Linked DNA regions of Mus musculus: all the other regions are linked to region 2. The links are chromatin contacts, found by Hi-C or POLR2A ChIA-PET in ENCODE. All regions are on one chromosome and are shown on one strand. Each heading gives the region's core, a stretch centred on a gene start or an enhancer-like site at or near the end of the contact. The rest is flanking DNA. Distances are from core to core; before and after follow the strand shown.

Region 1 (3,992 bases), core at 544-3,043, 120 kb after region 2:
CAGGTGTCCCTAACATCTTGGCCTTGATCTTCCTCCTCTGTTTCTTGACTGCCACCTTCATGGCTTCAAGCAGAAGCCCAGGAACACGGTGATCTGTGAGCAGCTCTCTAGAGAAGCAGGAAGGGAAGAAAGTGGGAAGGCCAACAGGAGGTGTCAATCAAGTACCTGAGCTCTGCTCACTGTTTCCCCTGGAAACCCGTGAAAGCTCTATACCGCCAACACCTCTGAAATGAGCTTAGATGGCCCCTCCTAAGGATAAGGCTTGCTGCTTCAGTTTGGTGACCCCTGGTGCTGCCCTGTTTGAGTGAGGTTCCAGAAGGGCAAGGACTGTGGAAGTTACTTCTTCCCAGTGCCTGAGCAGGACCCTGGCAATTGTCACTGCTGATCTATAAACGATCCAAAAAATAAGGTGGGGTGACCAGGAACAGGCATCCTGGCTTCCAGTCCCTCACCGCTGGAAGTACGCCAACTCCTCCTTGAGCAAGAACACGTTGGCTTTGAGCTCATTCCGCTCCTGAAGGATTTGCTTAAGCTCTTCCCTGCTGAATCCACACTGGACAGCTTCTGGAAGGTTCCCTGGCTGCTTCTGAGTATCCACCTGTACAAGGTCAGGAATGGTCAGAGAGCAGTCTGTCTTAGCTCTTCCCTAAGTCCCAGCGCTCACAATAATATTATGGGAAGTGTCTGCTGGGAAAACTTAGAGGACAAAGTTGCTGCTACATAGGTGTACATAGCACACAACTGCTGTTGCTACCTTCCAACTTCCTGGGTACCTTCTATACTGCATGGTACATCCATGCCAGGTAAACCCAGGCTGGGTCATCAACTGCTGAATGCTGTGAGCTCTGGGATGTATTTTGACTTCGCTCCGTCTCTTACCGGGTCATCTGAGGTTGCCGCATCAGGTTCCAAGCTCTGTTCTTTAGCCAGCTGGCTGGAGCCATCCTGAGCTATCTGGCGCTCCCTCTCCCGGTCCTGGGCGGCCCTCAACTGGGTCTGCACTGCAGCCAGCTTGTGCCGCAGCTCAGAGTTGATCAGCAGGAGGCGCTGTAGCTGTTCCTGCAGCTAGGGGGTGGAGCGAGAGAGCTAGGGGCGGGGCTCCGAGGGCCGTAGCGGCCCCACCCCACTCCGCCTGGCCCCGCCCTCACCGCTTCGGTCTCTTGGCTTCGGCGCTGCAGATCTCGGTTGTGTGCCCGAAGCTCATCCCGCTGTCTGTCTGTCACCTCCTTGAGCTGTCGGAGCAGCGCGCGCTCCTCTGAGGAAGGGGTGTCTTTAGCACTACCGATCTCTGGGGTACGCAGGCCCCGGCTGCCCCCAGCTCGCTCTGCTCCGGTGGGACCCTCACTCACCCTGCGGCCCGGAGCCTAGCTCCTGGCGGAGGCGTTGGTTCTCCTCGCGCAGCCGCCGCAGCTCCACTTCTGCCTGCTGTGCGGACACCTGCAGCTGGGGGAGCCAGGGGTCTCAGGGTTAGGCCTGCCGGCTCTCAGGGGTAAAAGGAGGAGCCGGTGACTCACCGAGTCCGGAGCCGGCCCCACGGCGGCCTTTTCCAAGAGCTCCAGCGCCCGCACGACTAGTGGCACCAGCCCAGCCGCCGCGTCGGGTCCGAAGCGGCGTGCCAGCCCCTGTAGCTCAGTGCCCAGAGCCCCCGCTAGATGGTACACGAGCTCGGCGGCTGACCCTGCGCCCACTGAAGAAGAGGCCTGACTGGGTAGCCTGGGCGCTGCCCTCCTGGGCTCCATTTTTTCCTCTCTTAAGGTCAAAAGCCACCCACACCCTTAACTGGTGCAGGAAAAAGCTTAACAGTTCCGGCCCAGGAAGTTTAGGGCCATAAGGGGCGGGGTAGAAGCAACCCGGGAGGAACAAATAGGGAAAAAGGCCCTGGAGTGGGAGAGTGCTCTGGGCTCCCTGTGCCCTACAAGGTCACTGGATACAGGTCGGCCAACTTCCAGGCAGGTATCCAAGAGTTGAGGACTAGAGCTGTAAGTGGTCACTTCAGGCAAGCCCTCCCCATAGCGCCTGACCCGGGCTCCACCCCTGGACTTGGCTGCCAAGAGGTGAAAGACTGAAGGTCAGCAAACAGCCTCTACTGGACTGCAGGGACAGTCACTTAAGTATGTTCCCCCACTAGGAACCACACAGTTTACAAAAATGAACGAGACCGGGCACTACAGCTATAGGAGGACCACACAGTCCAAGAAGTGATGTTGAAAATAGGTAGACTCCAAGTACTTTTACAGAGAAACCAGCAAATATGCTCAAAGTAATAAGCCAGCCCCAACTCAGCTCCCTGAGTCTAGGGAGCCTCTAAGCCTCCAGCGGAGAAGGCCTCAAGGCTCTGAAGGCAGGGCCCAGTACCTTGCTGTCAACTGCCCAAGCTAGTCCCCAATCCTCAAACGCCTATGCCCAGAATTTGACCTCATAACAGCAAGAAAACAAAAGCACTATTTATAAAATTTATTACATTTTGTTCAGGATTACAATCTATCAACAACACAAGCACAGAACGCAAAGGGGCTGACTGCTGAATGTCAGCAGCTTGTCTGGGGAGGGCGTTCAAGAGGCTCCAGGCTTTGGGGATCTGAAGCAGAAGGAAGTAACTAGGCATAGAGGTCCTCTCTGTCTGCAGAGTAGACCTCACCCTCCTGCAGAAGGGCGAAGTTGAGGAAGTGGGAGGGCCTGTGGACCTCATGGTAGAATTCCTTGGGGTTTGCCAGCTGCAGCTCGTATTTCATGTTGGGATCATGTCGAACACCTAATGGGAGGGGAAACATCAGAAGTTAATAAGGTTCTGCCTGCCTCACCCAGCCTGGGCCCCTGGACCGTTTCCAAGGCAGCCAGACCTCAAGATGACAAGATGACCAAGCATGCTGGTCACCTGTCTCTACCCCACACTTCCTAGGCACACACAACCACGTACCCATAAAGTTGTAGTTCCAGGAGGACTGGGCGGGGACCATGAAGAAGCCGAGGAATCGGTCAGACAGGAGCATCTGAACCCTCTCGTAGTGCGAGGGTAGGTAGCCTTTGGGGTTGTTGCCTTTGTCTGTGTTCTGCCGGCCCCACTCATACCCACTGGGTGTCAGCTTGTAGGCTGTCAGTGTGCAGGAGCCTGGTGTGAAGCTGGGGTGGGGGGGACAGGGACAGGGTAAGCGCTCAAGCCACCAATCCAGGTCCTGGCCTGCAATGCCTGCTCTATAATATTTCCACCCAAGAGGCCCACACCAACCTGCACGTGATGATAATAGTCTTCTCCCCATCCCAAGATGGGTTGTCAGCCATGATTTTGGCATGAGTGGTGACATCTTGGGGTGATAGCTGGGGGGATTCATTGGGCTGAGTGTGGATCCAACCTAAGGGTTCCATCTCCTGTAGGCAAACAGCAATAAAGAGATGTTCAACCCATCTGCAGACAAATGTCCCCCATTAGGGTAGCACGACAGTGAGTGCACTCCCAGGCTCCACCACCACTAACCTTGAGGTACTCATGCTGGGGCAGCTGGCTGGGCAGGTGCACAGTCTGGTGCGTGCCCCACTGCGGCACCATCACAATACAACGGATCTCCTTCACCTGAGGGTTATCTGGAGGGCTCACCCCATACAGGTATCCTGCAATCTAGAGATGAGATCAGAAGGTATTCTTAGTACCAACCCAGAATGCCAGAAGTTTTTAAAATTTTATTGTTGGGGCTGGAGAGATGGCTCACTGGTTAAGAGTACTGGTTGCTCTTCCAGAGGACCTGCCACATGGTGGCCTACAACTGTCTGCAACTCCAGTTTTAGGACCTTCTTTTGCTCTCTACAGGTACTGCCTGAATATGGTGTACAGAAAAAACTCCTACATACAAAAATATTTTTAGCCGGGCGTGGTGTCACACACCTTTAATCCCAGCACTTGGGAGGCAGAGGCAGGTGGATTTCTGAGTTCGAGACCCGCCTGGTCTACAAAGCGAGTTCCAGGACAGCCAGGGCTACACAGAGAAACCCTGTCTCAA
Region 2 (4,422 bases), core at 1,729-4,228:
CTATCTTGAGAGTTAAGACTGTAAAATAACACACACCAAGAGCTTATTGATAATGCTTACTACCAAGTGAGCACTCAGTACATTGTAGCAAGTGCTACACTCAAGAGATTTCATGCTGGGCAGTAAGGAGAGACCAGAGGGTAGGCCAGGAATAAGACTGAGAAAACATCTAGGTGTGAAGCTAACCCCTGGACTCATCGCTCAGACTGAGACAGCATAAGGCAGGCAGGCGTTCCAGGCAGCCAAGTGTAGTGTGAGCTTTAAACCTTTTGATGAATGGAAAAGAACATGAAAAGCCAAGTGGAAGAAAGAGGAGTACATCAGACAAACACTTAGCTGCATGGGAGAAAGGGAAACGCATCAGACAAGCGACTCAAGTCAGCGCAGGTGAAACACATTCCTCCACTGCCCAGAAATTTAACTTACCTTGACAAAGTTCAGTGGGGAAAGCATATCCATGAAGAGACTGCTCCATGGGTCTTCAAAAGCAGCATCAGAAAGAAGGCTTATGATTCCAAAATTCATTTCCTGCAAACTGACCATTCCAAGGCAGAGGATCACCCCTGGCCTGGAGGATACTGACTCTCCCACAGCCATCATCAGACTCTCAGGCCTGCATTCTGAAGACCAAGAGGCCTCCCTTTCCTAGCTGTGTGGCTGTTGACCTCCAACCCATAACCATTGCTGACCCAGGACAAGAAACACAAGACTGGACCCAGGGAGGATGAAAGCTCCTCCCCTTCAGACTCTAACACAAGCGAGGACAGGTTACATCAGCCCTCTACAGGGATAGGGGGTGCAGGGGCCCTTCAGACACTTACCCAATGATATATATGTCCAGATTCAGGTCTTGGTTGTTCAGTTGAAGTAGGTCACTGAGGTCTACAGTGGGGGCTGCGGAGGCCACATTCCACGTCACAACATGTACGCTGTGGAAAGGATGTTAAGTCACAGGGGATGGAGGCTAAGATTTTTCCAGATAGCAGGCAAAGACCTAGGTATGTGCAAGGCTTCCGCTGCAGTGATCATGGGAAATGTGTCTGCATGTTTGTTTGTTTGGTGCTTTTGAGGCTGTGTCTCACTATGCAGCCCTGGCTGGCCTCAACTCCTTACGGAGATCAGCCTTCTTCTGCCTCCTAAATTCTGAGATTAACGTTGTTAATCTCACTATGCCCAGCTTGCTTCTGCATCGTGTGGTAGGAAAGAGGAAAAGGAGCAGTGGATTACCCAGCTTTCACCTTCCCTTTCATGCCTGGAAAGCAGGAATCTCTTCCCTCCCTCCAACTGGCTCTTCTAGGCAGGTTTACAGTCGCCCATAGCTGGCAGTACCTGGCACAGAGCTGCCAAAGGGAGCTCAAATGCCATTGGCCAGAAGGAAAGAATGATTGCGTTTGAGAGACAGGAACCTATTAGCCCCTCCAGCTACAGAAACCTCACTCATCCTCTGTGGCCCAGTCAGCAACTCTGCATGCTTACTCCTCAACCTATGGGTTCCCAAGAGCACCGAGAGGGAATTGGAGGTTGACTGAGCATGGCCATGTGCTTCAGAGCTACGAGAACAGAAACTCAGAAAGAGAGAGGCTGACAGCGTATTCCCTTCCCCTCTCCTACCTTGCAGATCCTTGGCACACAACAAATCCTGCCAAGGCCTTCACGTAGCCTAGGGACAAGTTTCTGAGTAACAGGTTTCTTATTATCTGTCTCACGAGTCTACTCTCTCTTGGGACAAGTCGCCAGTTGGTACATAACATTCCAACCTCCGCTCTCCACAAGTCTCAGTATCAGGAGAAATAATCAACAGCTCTTAAATACCACCACATCCATCACAAGTTCAGAAAAGCGAAGACTTAGGGAGACCTTCAGTGAGGGTGTTGCTATAGCAACACTCCAAGAAGCCCAGACTGTCTCCAGGACAGAGCAAGCAGGAGCTCAGACTCTACAGATGAAACCTGAGTTCCAAGAATACCGAGGCACTGAAGCACAAGATCCCGCAGAGCCACCCAAAAAGGGGAGGGGGGCATTTCCTTCTCCACCAGAGCCTGTTCTTAAAGTGTGACTTGTAAACAAAACAAAACAAAAAAATTCCTGGTTAGCTTCAAGCAGCTCCCTGCCTCTCCCTATGAATATAAACAAAATAATACAAAAACCTTCCTCTCAAGTCCTCTGAGAGACTGTCATTTTGTCTGTTTACAGTCTCCCCCTGCTGTCCGGCAGGTAACCGGTTTCTTTACTCAGTGGCTCCTTGTATTCCCACTCTAAGTGGATAAAAAATAAAACTCGGGATTTGGCATCCCAATCCTCAACTTTGATGATTAGTAACAAATCCATGCACCGCGAATTACGCTCAATTGGACGATTAGCAGTGTTCCTCGTGATTTAAGAGCGGGCATGAGACCAGGCTTTACCTCGCTAAAGGATCTTATCTAAATCTGATTTCGGATTTCTAGAGATCACAGCCCGATCAAGAAGACCCCATGATGTACTGCTGAAAAACAGGAACAAAACTTCTAATCTACAACTGTAGGGGCAAATGTTGGTCCTTAGCAATCTAACCCTGTCTGCTCCAAGAATCAACTGGACACTTGCTTGGGGAGCATCTGCAGTGACCAACTCGGCAGCCAAAGTTTAGAGCGTGCATCAATCCTAACATAGCCCTTTCAGTACTGGCCTGACAGAATTCGGGTATCTAAACTAGGGCAGCCTTGATCCTACTGTGGTTTTGAAATCCAGCCCCACAAATCAGACTGGGCTGAAGACAGCTAACCGCCAGGAACCGACCGGCCTACACCTGCGTCCTCACCTGAGTGCAAAGCCTTTCGGTGCGCTCGGCCTCCTTAGACTCACAGCCGACATTATTCCCTCGCGGTAACCCGGTGTGTTCCTGTCTCCGTGCTGCATCTAGTGCGAGCCGGAGCAGCCCTTGGTCTCCGGTCTCAGCAGCACTGCTCCCTCCGGATTGTTTTTCTTCCGGATTCGGACTGCGCTTCGGCTTCCGTAGGAGGTGGATCCAGAGTGTCTAGGGTTTTGGGGTGCGGTTGGAGGACAGAGGCGGGGCTTTACAGCAGAGCGAACCGCCCAGAGGCGGAGCTGAGCCAGGCTCAGAGAGGCGGGCTCTACATGTCATCCACTCCCGACGCCATACCGCCGGCCCGGACGCGGGAGTGGGCGGTGGCGGGGCCACCTAGGCTCCGCATTCCCAGCCTGCTTTGCGCAAGGGCGCGGGCGTGAGGAGCGTTGAGGGCGGAAGTTGCTGCGGCTCGAGGACTCGGGCTGCTTCGTGATCGTCCCGCAGCGTACGGTCTTCGCTGTCGCCTGCCCACCCTCAGAAACCGGGAGTGGACAGGATGGGGAGCCTCACTGTAGTCTGTTCGGCCTCTCTCGCCCACACTATAAGTAATTTCTCATGTTCCTTGGCGCCCTCATAGGGGTCAGAGAACACTTCCATTCATTTAAGTGACTTGGTGATCGTCATTTAAAAAAATTTTTTTTTCCATCTGAGACAGTCTTGCTAGTAAGTACTGGGGCTTGTTATACAGACCAAGTTGATTTTCCGACCTCAGCTGAGATTACACCACCACGCCCAACTTGAAACTAGTTTTGCTGAATACAAAGCAAAATAATTTAGGATCCCCGAGAGCTATCAGTGAATGAAAAACAAGCCGTTGCTATTTGGTGTATATTCATGGTGACTGTTTACTTTGCCAGACACTTCGATTTATTATTTCCTTTAGATCTCTGGGTCTTAATTTTTGAGGGGTAGGGGGGATAGTGCATGGGGTTGTTTTTACAGTTATGACTTCCCCCAGGGAAATGGGAGTGTTGTTTTAGCACACTGTAGTACCAGCTACCCAGTGATGCCTCAAGAACCCACAAAAGCTCCACTACCTGAAATACATGTTCTGGAACCCGGTGTAGTGATGTTATTTCCAAAACTCACCGAGATTGGTTACTCCAAGTTTGAGTCCAGTTTGGGCTACCTTAAAGTTTCAGGGCATTCGAACTGTGCTGTGATTCATTCTCAAAATGGAAGGGAAGGGGACAACTTCTACCAAGTCTAACTAACCACCTGAGCTTTACCCCTGGATGGAAGACAAGAATCACAGTTGTAGCCATAAACACAGTAATAAAGCTGAAAGTACTGGAGAGGGCTCACAAGTTAAGAGCACTTACAGACCACTGAAGTTGGGTTTGATTCCCTTCACCCACACGGTGGCCCATAATCATTCTAATTCCAGTTGCCCTTTCCCCTCTCTGGGTACTAAGCATGCCAGTGGTGCACATTAACCTCGTCCACTTGCAGTGAAATTAACAAACCTGGTCTAGTATTCTCATTAGGCCAAGCTAGCCTCAAACACAGAAAGATCCACCTGCCTTCCAAGGGCTGGGATTAAAACCCCGTGGCACCATGCCTTTAAACAAGCT
Region 3 (3,850 bases), core at 178-2,677, 99 kb after region 2:
AGGATGGCAGCTGACTCGGCCCCACTGATGACCCTACAGCAACCAGGGTATGAAGACAGGAGTGGCAGAAGGAAGGGTGGGGGTAGTGTGGGCCAGCCTCAGCCTGCCTGCAGTCTGTCCTGGAGAGTCTAAGCATCCTTCTACCACTGTCTCCCTTCCTCTTCCTCCCTACGATGTTTTGAAAGCCACTGAGATGTTCTCACAGTTCAGGAGAGGAAATGGCCTTTGGAGAATCATAAAGCAGCAAAAATAGACAAGAAATTCTATCTTGGCAAGCCTTTAAGGGGACTCCATAATGGCCTGACTTAAAAACATGTAGGTCTAGATGAACCTTCCTTCGGGTGGAGGCGAAGCCACTTCCTCTCTCCTGCTGCACCCCGGCCTATGAGAGTTCCTCTTTCTTACACATGTTTTTTTTTTTTTTTTTTTTTTTGCAAGGCAAGCAATGCTGCAGGCCCTGGAAGACCAGAAGGCCAGCAACGTTCCTGACTGCACGCAGGAGTCTATTAGTCTATTAGTCTACAGCTTGGGCAAATGGAAGACTTGTCCCAGCCTCAGTTTCTCCATCCACAAACAGGGACGATGATAATGATACGCACCCAGAGAGCTGGATGAGGATCAAATGGGCTTTTTGGCACTTAGAGGCGCTGTGCAGCAAGCAGGCATAGCTGGCTTACATCTTCACCACCAACCGCCCTCTCCCAAAGACCCACTCCAGAAACCTGCCCCCGACCGAGGCGCCCATCTCACCTGGCTTCGTACACAGGTAGGAGTAAAAGCCCTCGGACTTGAGCATGATGAGCAGCGAACCCCAGCCCAGGAGGACTGCGGAGAAAAGGAGGTTTTCCAACACAGCGGTGCAGGCCATCCACCAGCGGCGCCGATGGGCAGTGGCCAGGGTGGGCGCCATGGTGCGGTGTGGCGGTGGTCGGGCTCCGGTTCTGCAGACACCTGCGCGCAGACCTCAGCTTCAGCGGTGGCTCTACCCAACCCGTGTAGCCGCTGGCGCACAGCCTGTCAGTCCCTTGCAGCCCAGGCTATAGGTGCCCGCCGCAAAAGAAAAGAACCCTAGCCCTGTCAGGGACCTGGGCCACCCCGTACCCGCAGCTACCTGGTAACGCTACCTTAGGCCACAGTGGAGCCCCGCTGGCCAAGAGGAAAGGCTTCTCCCTTAGTTCACTCGGAGGTAAACTGAGGCATGGCAGCTGGAAAAGGGCTAATTATGCTCAAGGACGTGGAGCGGGTCCTGATCCCAAGCAAGACTGAACAGCCACTTTGGGGGCCGGAAAGGGAGGCAGCTCGTAGTAAGGTCACCTGAGCAGAGGCTCACCTGAGAGCTGCCACTCCCAGGGACCCTGACAGGCTCCCGCCCGCCCGCACTCGAGACCCTTCCTTAGTGCTTGTTCCTTCAACCACAAAATCAGCACAGGGAGCCCCGAAACGGCCCGCCCACGGCGCTTTCATTGGCGGGACCGCACAGGAACTGCCGCGCCATTGGTTAGTGTTTAGGTCGCTAGGCGCTACCGCCACGCGAACCCCGCATGGGAGAGGCGAAGCCGGTTCAAACCGGCGGCGCGAGCCAACCGCGCGACCCCCGTGTCGGGCTGTTACCCCGGCGATTAGCCCGTTTCCATAGAAGCGGATCCCGTCCCTCTGTCCTCCTGGCCTTTTTCGTTACGTCTCCCTCCCGGTGTCGTCCCTCTGACAAGTATGCACCTTCCCTCCAACCCCTGCCTGCGAGCGGCTTCAGGTTCTCGCACCCTCGTCTGAGACCCGGATCCTGGGAGTCCAGCTCACCCGGCTCCTACCAGTGTGTATCGGGCCCGCCCGGCGCCTTTTCTGTCCCCTTTATTTCCAGCCCTTTTATTCCTATCCTAAGATGAAAAACACTGCCGCCCGTTGATTGGCTGAGTGGGGCTGGAAACAGGCGTCGGCCAATCAGCAGCTACCCACCCGCCCCCCGGCGAGCAGAAGCCGGTTCCGGCCGGACTTGGAGACAAACAAGAGGAATGGGGGGGCTGGGGGGCGGCTCGGGCAGGCCCAGCTCTACCCAGTTAAACTGGAGTGCCCCTCGACCCGGTGACCGCCGCGGGCATCGCCCCACGCCCTTCTCGTTGCCCTCTTCCTTGTCAAGTTCATGGGTCAGCGTTTCAGGGAGTCTTGGTCCACAGCGAGCTGGGCTCCAAGCACCGTGCGGTTCGGCCCGCAGTATAGACCACCGTTCTCGCCCGGAGAGAACCAGGGCCGGATGCTCCAACTCCGCAGGCCATTACCGCCCTTTTGTGCTGTTTCCCGGCCTGCTCCTTGGGCTTTGTGTCCGGGCTCCTCGCTGCCTAGCCCCCGTTGTCCTATCCAGGCGCTGTCTACGGGTATCAGAACACCCCGACCCAGGTCGTGGCATAATTACCGCATCCCTGCTAGATCTCCCGACTCACCGGGTCCTTGCCTGGAATCAGGTGCCTCCTGCCTGGTCTTTAATCGGTGTCCCTTAAGGGTCTGTAGTCAGGATTTTGGACTAAGAGCCCCTGGTCCTCCAGTTGTCGCCATCCCCATCCCGCGCCCTCTTTTCTCGGTGCCTTCAGAGACCGGTCAGTGTTCAGGCCGGTCACCTTGGCATGCCCTGCCCTCCCACTTTCCCAAACGACTCTTTCATGTGGCTGGCACACTTTCTCGTCCACCCTTCTTCATGCTGTGAGCAATCCCGAGCACCTAGTTAGTCTAAGTCTGACTTTGGAGAGCGCGATAGATCACTAGGGGTCCAAAGAGCTCCGTCCTTTCTGTATCATCAGCGGAGCTGCGCTGCTCTGAGGACCTGCTTGGACGTGGAATGGAGCCTCAGCACGAAAGATTTGGCTGTCCGTCCGAGTCTCCCTGACGAGAGGCACTAACCTCCCCTCAGAAAACACTCGGTATCCCTCAGATTCTCCACACTTCAAGAGCCGGCTTGCTTTAGAGCTAAGGGTGTCCCCAGCAGCCTGACTCAGCTTCCCTCAGCTCGAGTGCGCCCCCTGGTGCCCAGAACCTTCGCCAGCCATTCTGCTAGTGCATGCTCTCCCAGACTTGGTCTAGGCTTGCTGGTGGGTTTGGGGGCCTGATGACCTACTGTGCAGAAATCTCATAAGCTCCAAATTGGACCTACTATCTGCCAATAGATTAAGCCCTTCAATCCTTTTCCTAAGCAATCTGCTTGAGGACCTTCTCCAGACATATATCTAAAATGTTCCCTCCCCCTCTTCAAATAAATAGTGCCCCCTTCTCCCTCAGATTGTGTGTGTCTGTGTGTGTGTCTGGGGAAGTGTTGAGACAGGATCTCACTATGTAGCTCTGGCCATCCTGGAACTGGCTATGTAATCCAGGCTGCCCTCTGCCGCCTCGTGCTAGGGGGCTCAAAGGCACCCTACTGAGCTACTAACATGTAATGATGTTAGACACTGTGAACTAAACATTTAACACAATAGTTAATGTTATCTACTGTGAGCCTTGCCCCTCCCCTGCCCCCACTGCACCAGGATAACCTGGTGTCCTGTTTATCTTATCTGCCCATTTCTGTCCCTGGGACACAACTACTCATCCATCAATCTCTGCATCACATATCTACCCCGCAGTGAATTGTGGGAAATGTAAACCTGACCTTGATAAACCTGACCTATTGCTAGATCCCGCAGAAACTCTTTACCTTGTTCTTCAAGATAAAGTTCAAGTTCCCCAACTGACTGGACCATGCTGCTTCCTCCTCCCCATTTCCCACTGGATGCTCCCCTCTGGGGAACTGCTGTGGCTCTGGCTTTGTGCTGCTCTCGCTAGTGACCCTCCCTTGGGCAGCACCTCCTCTGGGAAGCCTTCCCTGGCC

Evidence for each region. Hi-C counts contacts between places; a loop is a spot of excess contacts on that map. ChIA-PET counts read pairs that join two places held with the same protein, here RNA polymerase II (POLR2A).
Region 1: POLR2A ChIA-PET joins it to region 2 with 10 read pairs in embryonic stem cell. The contact joins the promoter of Rilp here to the promoter of Inpp5k in region 2. A Hi-C loop is called at or near these places in 1 of 37 maps with a recorded cell type or tissue (v-Abl transformed pro-B cells). POLR2A ChIA-PET finds 5 or more read pairs at or near these places in 2 of 5 experiments (both embryonic stem cell).
Region 3: a loop to region 2 is called in a map of v-Abl transformed pro-B cells, with 2.3 times the contacts of the local background. The contact joins the promoter of Slc43a2 here to the promoter of Inpp5k in region 2. A Hi-C loop is called at or near these places in 1 of 37 maps with a recorded cell type or tissue (v-Abl transformed pro-B cells). POLR2A ChIA-PET finds 5 or more read pairs at or near these places in 1 of 5 experiments (Patski).

What each region holds. Positions count from the first base shown.
Region 1 is chr11:75,507,895-75,511,886 of GRCm38, reverse strand. Rilp (Rab interacting lysosomal protein) reads right to left here and starts at 1,793. Exons shown (of 8, transcript NM_001029938.2): 1 at 1,515-1,793; 2 at 1,350-1,443; 3 at 1,149-1,255; 4 at 880-1,065; 5 at 453-598; 6 at 1-107. The coding sequence starts at 1,739. Prpf8 (pre-mRNA processing factor 8) reads right to left here. Exons shown (of 42, transcript NM_138659.2): 39 at 3,473-3,613; 40 at 3,227-3,366; 41 at 2,918-3,120; 42 at 2,440-2,752. The coding sequence ends at 2,598.
Region 2 is chr11:75,629,576-75,633,997 of GRCm38, reverse strand. It overlaps Inpp5k (inositol polyphosphate 5-phosphatase K), which reads right to left and starts at 2,978. Exons shown (of 12, transcript NM_008916.2): 1 at 2,801-2,978; 2 at 822-929; 3 at 427-535. The coding sequence starts at 2,898.
Region 3 is chr11:75,529,689-75,533,538 of GRCm38, reverse strand. It overlaps Slc43a2 (solute carrier family 43, member 2), which reads right to left and starts at 1,427. Exons shown (of 14, transcript NM_001199283.1): 1 at 1,125-1,427; 2 at 751-951. The coding sequence starts at 910.